2 separate regions of the Homo sapiens genome follow, and region 1 is linked to region 2. A link is a loop called in an ENCODE intact Hi-C map of the cell type or tissue named here. Cell type or tissue: mammary epithelial cell. All regions are shown on one strand. Links, peaks and the distances in the headings refer to the core of each region. The heading gives the core; the rest is flanking DNA. Region 1 has its middle 270 kb from the start of LINC02103. Region 2 overlaps CDH9 (cadherin 9).

The links. Hi-C counts contacts between places; a loop is a spot of excess contacts. Peaks named below come from ENCODE experiments on the same cell type or tissue, not always from the same donor. Only the 100,000 strongest peaks of a DNase experiment are listed, where the experiment ranks them.
Region 1: a loop joins it to region 2, with 20 times the contacts of the local background. A loop is called at or near these places in 4 of 110 quality-filtered maps.

The regions. Positions count from the first base shown.
Region 1 is chr5:28,013,497-28,016,431 of GRCh38, forward strand. No RefSeq gene overlaps it. Among named protein-coding and RNA genes, the nearest start is that of LINC02103, 270 kb to the right of the region's middle. In mammary epithelial cell, for the core only: a CTCF peak has its summit at 1,494 (motif pointing left); no DNase peak of the experiment used is centred there.
Region 2 is chr5:27,019,598-27,022,532 of GRCh38, forward strand. All of the region lies in intron 1 of CDH9 (cadherin 9), which reads right to left. Among named protein-coding and RNA genes, the nearest start is that of CDH9, 18 kb to the right of the region's middle. In mammary epithelial cell, for the core only: a CTCF peak has its summit at 1,587 (motif pointing right); no DNase peak of the experiment used is centred there.

The DNA of each region.
Region 1 (2,935 bases), core at 229-2,728, 990 kb after region 2:
TTGAAGATAAAAGCAACCAAATTTATTTATTTATTTATTTATTTATTTATTTATTTATTTTTTGCATAAGGGCATGGTATTTTTACTAAACCTTTACAGGAGTTGTAAAATCAACCCAGCTTTTTTAACAGGCATATCAGGCAAGGCTATAGAGAATGATTTCCCAGAATTAGAAAAGCAATTTCCAGGGGAAACATTTGAGAATTCCTCTTATTTGGGGCCACCTAAAGTTCCCTTCTCATTACAGGACTTTAGGCAAATAAACGAAGATTGGCAACCCCAATAGGTATATAGAAGCTTTCCAGAATTTAACTCAGGTGTTTCACCTCACATGAAAGGACGTTATGCTGCTGCTAAACCAAATCCCAACCGCATCTGAAAAGCAGGCAATTCTGCAGGCAGCAGATAATTTCAGAGATGAGCAATATCACCTATAATACATCAAAAGGGAATAAAGGAGAATAGCGAAAACACCATTCCCAATAGGAAGGGAAGTACTTCCTATTGACAAGCCTGATTGGGACCCCACTAGCTCTGCAGATGAATGGAAAAGGAAGCACTTTATAATACACATTCTAGAGGATATATGAAGAACTAAGGCCAGACCTCTTAATGCCTCTAAACAGTCTATGATAGACAGAAAGCCAGATGAGAATCCTGCAGCCTTTAGGGAAAGACTGAGAGTGGCACTAATAGAGCACACCTCCTTATCCCGATAAGGGACAGCTCATTTTAAAGGATAAGTTTATTACACAGGTAGCTCCTGATATTAGAAGGAAACTACAGAAGCAAGTTACAGGACCAGATAGTACCTTACAGAACCTCCTGTATGTGGACATTTTGGTCTTTTATAATAGGGACCAGGAGGAGGCCCAAAAGAAAGAGAGGAAGCTCAGGAGAAGGACAAAGGCTCTAGTAGCTGCTTTTCAGGCTTGCAAAGTCCAGGATCCCTGAAGTGTATCCACTAGTCACTATCAGTGTGCCAAGCCAGGGCATTTTAGAAAGTGTGACAAAACAGCAAGAAGAAGCCACTTTGACCCTGTCCAGCCTGTGGTGGAGACCACTGGAGATCACACTGCCCCCAGAGGTGGAGGTCACCAGGGTCAGAACCTAAACTATATAAAGAAGGTTATAAAGAAAGAGATTTTATATAAGAAAGGATAAGAAAGGATCTTGTATGTTAAATTCTTGTCCTAAAAGGAAATGACTGGTTGTTTAAATGGAGAATGTTTAGGATAATTCAGAAAGTTTGAGTATGTTGTAAGAGGGCTTAGGAAGTCATAAAAGAATTTAATAATTAAAGGAAAGAAATCCCCAAGATTAACACTAAAGTTATTTTAGCCACTCAATAGTATATTTTTCCCAATCATATCGCAAGTTATGAAAATGGCCTAAACCTAAGATTATTCCCTACTGGCAAATCAAAGTGGAAAAGAGTATGCTACTTTTATATTAACAAGTCTGGTCATGTACAGCGACATCTAGTGGAGGCCAGCCAGTATTACAATCCATTGGTGTAACAGGTATCATGCAAGTAAAACCACGTGTGTAATCACTATGGAAACCAACAGGTAGAGGCCACATTTGCATAATAAAAGACTAGGGTGGGAGGGCCAGTCTTTTTGTGGGCTACATAAATGGCACACCTGGTCAAACAAATCCTCTGGACCCTATGTATATCATAGGGTCTCCTCAAGCCTCTGTAAAAAATCAATGGCATGCCACCACAAACTAGAGACCCTCTCTTGAGCAACCCACTTTCTTAGCATGAGGAAGCTTTTTTTCTCTCTCTTCTTTGTCTATTAAACTTCTCACGCCTAAAAACACTCCTTGTGTGTGTCCATGTCCTGAATTCTTTCTCGACCAAGACAAAGAACCAGTTATATACCCCAGACAATGGAGCCATTTCAGCTTCAGAGGGTGGAAGCCTCAAGCCTTGGCAGCTTTCATGTGGCGTTGAGCTTGTGAGTCCACAGAAGTCAGGAATTGAGATTTAGAAACCTCTGCCTAGATTTCAGAAGATATGTGAAAATGCCTGGATGTCCAGGCAAAAGTTTGCTGTAGGGGTGGGGTCCTCATGGAGAACCACTGCTAGGACAGTGGAGAAGGGAAATGTGAGGTGGGTCCCTCACACAGAGTCCCTACTGGGGCACTGCCTAGTGGAGCTGGGAGAAGAGGGTCACTGTCCTACAGACCCCAGTATGGTATATCCACTGACAGCTTGCATCTTGCACCTGGAAAAGCTGCAGACACTCAATGCCGGCCCATGGAGGCAGCAGGGAGGGAGGGTGTACCCTGAAAAGTCACAGATGCAGAACTGTCCAAGACTATGGGAACCTACCTTTTGCATCAGCATGATCTGGATGCGAACCATGAAGTCACAGGAGATCATTCTGGAGCTTTACAATTTGACTGCCCCACTGAATTTTGGACTTGGATGCAGTCTGTAGCCCCTTTGTTTTCTCCAATTTCTACCATTTGAAATGGCTGTATTTACCCAATGCCTGTACCCCCATTGTATCTAAGAAATAACTAACTTGCTCTTTATTTTACAGGCTCATAGGTGGAAGGGATTTGTCTTGAATGAGATTTTGGTCTTTGGACTTTTGAGTTAATGCTGAAGTAAGTTGAGATTTTGGGGGACTGTTGAGAAGGCATGCTTGGTTTTGAAATGTGAAGATACGAGATTTGGGAGGGGCCGTGGGTGGAATGATATGGTATGGTTCTGTGTCCTCAACCAAGTTTCATCTTGTAGCTCCCATAATTCCCACATATTGTGAGAAGGACCTGGTGGGAGACGACTAAATCATGGAGATGGATCTTTGCCATGATGTTCTCATGATAGTGAATAGGTCTCACAAGATATGATGGTTTTAAAAACAGAGTTTTTCTGCACAAGCTCTTTTTTTTGCCTGCTGCCATCCATGTAAGATGT
Region 2 (2,935 bases), core at 299-2,798:
TCAAGCTCATGGTAAAGCTTTTGCATATTTCTTAACACACAGAGAAGAAAAATTAGTACAAAGATAGTATTCAGCTCCCATTTAGCTGAGAAAATATTGGTCATTCAATTATGAAATACGTAAATAAGTAAATCAACACAAATGAAAGAGAGTTTTAAATTTACTCGTCGGAAACAATAATCTTATATATCCTTTGAAATAAAATAAGTTTTAAATATAACAGAAAATTTAAGACAGAGTCATTTCTCTACATGCAAAATTCTTAATATTCGTCTACCACATAGGGAATTTGAAGTTTTTCATATTATTGAGTTCTCCAAACAATGATTGCAATTTGAAGTATCTGTGAAATTAAATACATTACAAGAAGTGTCAGCCTGTTGGAAGGTTGGGTTTAGAAAGTGGACACCACTGGAACAGGTGATATTAACTTATATTCTTTGTTCTGACTGCACTGTGATAATATATTCATTATAATTTATTTTATATAACTTGTGATGGCATTAATATTTCATAATATAGGCTTATAGTATTTAAATATGAAAACTTAATTATCTGAATTGCCTACTATGTTATTTTGAGTACAAATAATGCCATGTCAATTAATATTTAATTTAAAAAAACAATTATTTAAAATGGTTGTTTGTTTCCAAAGTAAGGGTTAAGCAAATACACTTAAACAGCTTAAAAATAAAAATGAAAATATACCTCTGCATTTATACTTTTAGATGTGTAAAATAATTACTTAACTTCTTTTTTTCTGGAAACCAACAATTCCATGAATTTTATATTTACACAATTGGCATTTACTGCTATTAAATATTAAAATACTATACTTAATTACTGCAGAATAATAAACTAAAAAAATTAACCAAATGTGATGATAATTTGCTTTTCAGTAGCTTGAATTATTTTAGTGTTAGTACTGAATTATTTTAAGTGATGTTATTATAAGGTAAGATATATGTCTATCTTAAGTGTTTATTTTGTGCATATTATTGTTAATTATATATTTTTTAAGAAAGTTGCACAGACTTTTGTTTTATACATCTTGATCCGATGTATTATTTTCTATGCCATTATGAAAATAACTGAGAAAAAATTTTAAGAACATTTAAGAATTCACACACGCACACACACACACACACACTATATATATATATATATGCCTAGTGTTCAATACATTTTAAGGTTATTCTTGGTTATTAAATGCTTTAAGTGTAGCTAGTACATAGTTCATGGGATAATTGAGCTCAGATATTTTATCTGGATAAATAGTATTTTAAAACCCTCATACAATTGACGGTTAATTCTTTTAGAATAATGTGTATTTAAACACTGTTATCAAAATATATCCTTAATTTTGGGAAGTGTTCAATGGCTGATAAATCAACTAGTAAAACTACTTCTAAGTGTAGATTTGGCTTACTTTCTTTTGAAAACTGATGAAAATGATTATTTTATAGAGTTTAATCATGGAATAAATATTGACTCAAATATTATAAAATGCCAGTAGAAATGAAGGCATATTAGGGGAGTCTCTCCTATTTTCATATTATAATCTGGGCCATCCAAAAGAGGGAGCTAAAGCATTGTGTTAAGCAGTTTGGTTTTATGAATGTGAGGTTTGGAGCAGTTTTACACATGAATTGCACACTGTGTCTATATGTACATTTAACTGAGTTTGACGTTGACTTATTAATGACATATTAATAGTCAGCACTTATGATCTACAATTGTATATTCCCCCAGAAGAAAATGTTTTTCAACAATCAGAAAATAATAAAAATATATTACAAAAGTTGGAAGAAATATTAATTAAAATCTCTTCCTAAATTTTGAGTCTTATAAAGGAGAAAAATCATATAAGCCTCATATAACTTCCATCACATGATTTATTTCCCTACACTTATACAAGTAAGACTAATAACATTGAAGTTTTGTCCATACTCATGAATACTCTTTTAAAATAGTATAAAATATGATGCAGTTATAAAGTTCCAAACAGGAGTGTATAAGATTTTATATAACGTCAACAATATCATTGGCAAAGAGATCCTGTATGCTAATTATGTGTGGTTTATCCAACACAGCTGCTCTTCATGTTCCCCATAGACTGGGGCAAGATATCATTATAAATAAAGGTTCATTGCTAGAGTAAAAGAGAATCTGTAGAACTTTATTGTAAAACTGCATTTTACAACAGGATTAATTTAATTAGTGAATAGATTAATTTCCTTCTTCATAACATCAGGAAGAAATCTCTAACTCCAGAAGGAAATCACAAGAAGAGGAGATAATTTACCTATAAATAATTAATTTTCATGTAAATAGACTGTGAAAACAAAATGTTTAATTCACTATCGGATACTCTCGTGTTGTTATGTTTCCTCCAGACATTACATTGAAACAGAGGGTGTTGCTCTTTTGTGAATTGGGGGTGCTTATCTTACACCTTCATGCTTTTCTTATTACTCCCATAACACTATAGATAAAACACGGTTAAGAATAGTAATTTCTGATGCGTCTAGTATCTGAAGTTCCTTACAGAGAATTTTTTTAATACATAAACCAATGAAATATCAAGCACAGAATTTTGGAAACATGCCAATATATAATCTCTCAATGAAATAACTGATTGTACATGTTTTTTTTAATCTAGTTTTTCACAAATTGAGTTTTTTTAAAGGATCATTGGACCTTAGAATTATTTATTCTTTGAATGATTCCAACATTTACCTTTAAAATTGTCAGACTGACATGTATACGTTGTCTTCTTCAAAGGATTGAACAGTTGTATTGACAAATTTCTCCATACCACACAATTCCTTGATATAATAATTTGTAAATGCAAATAGTATCAAACATAGCACAATGTTATAGTTGCATAAACATATATAACGAGTTCAGTCAAATGAGTTGATTACTAATTGAA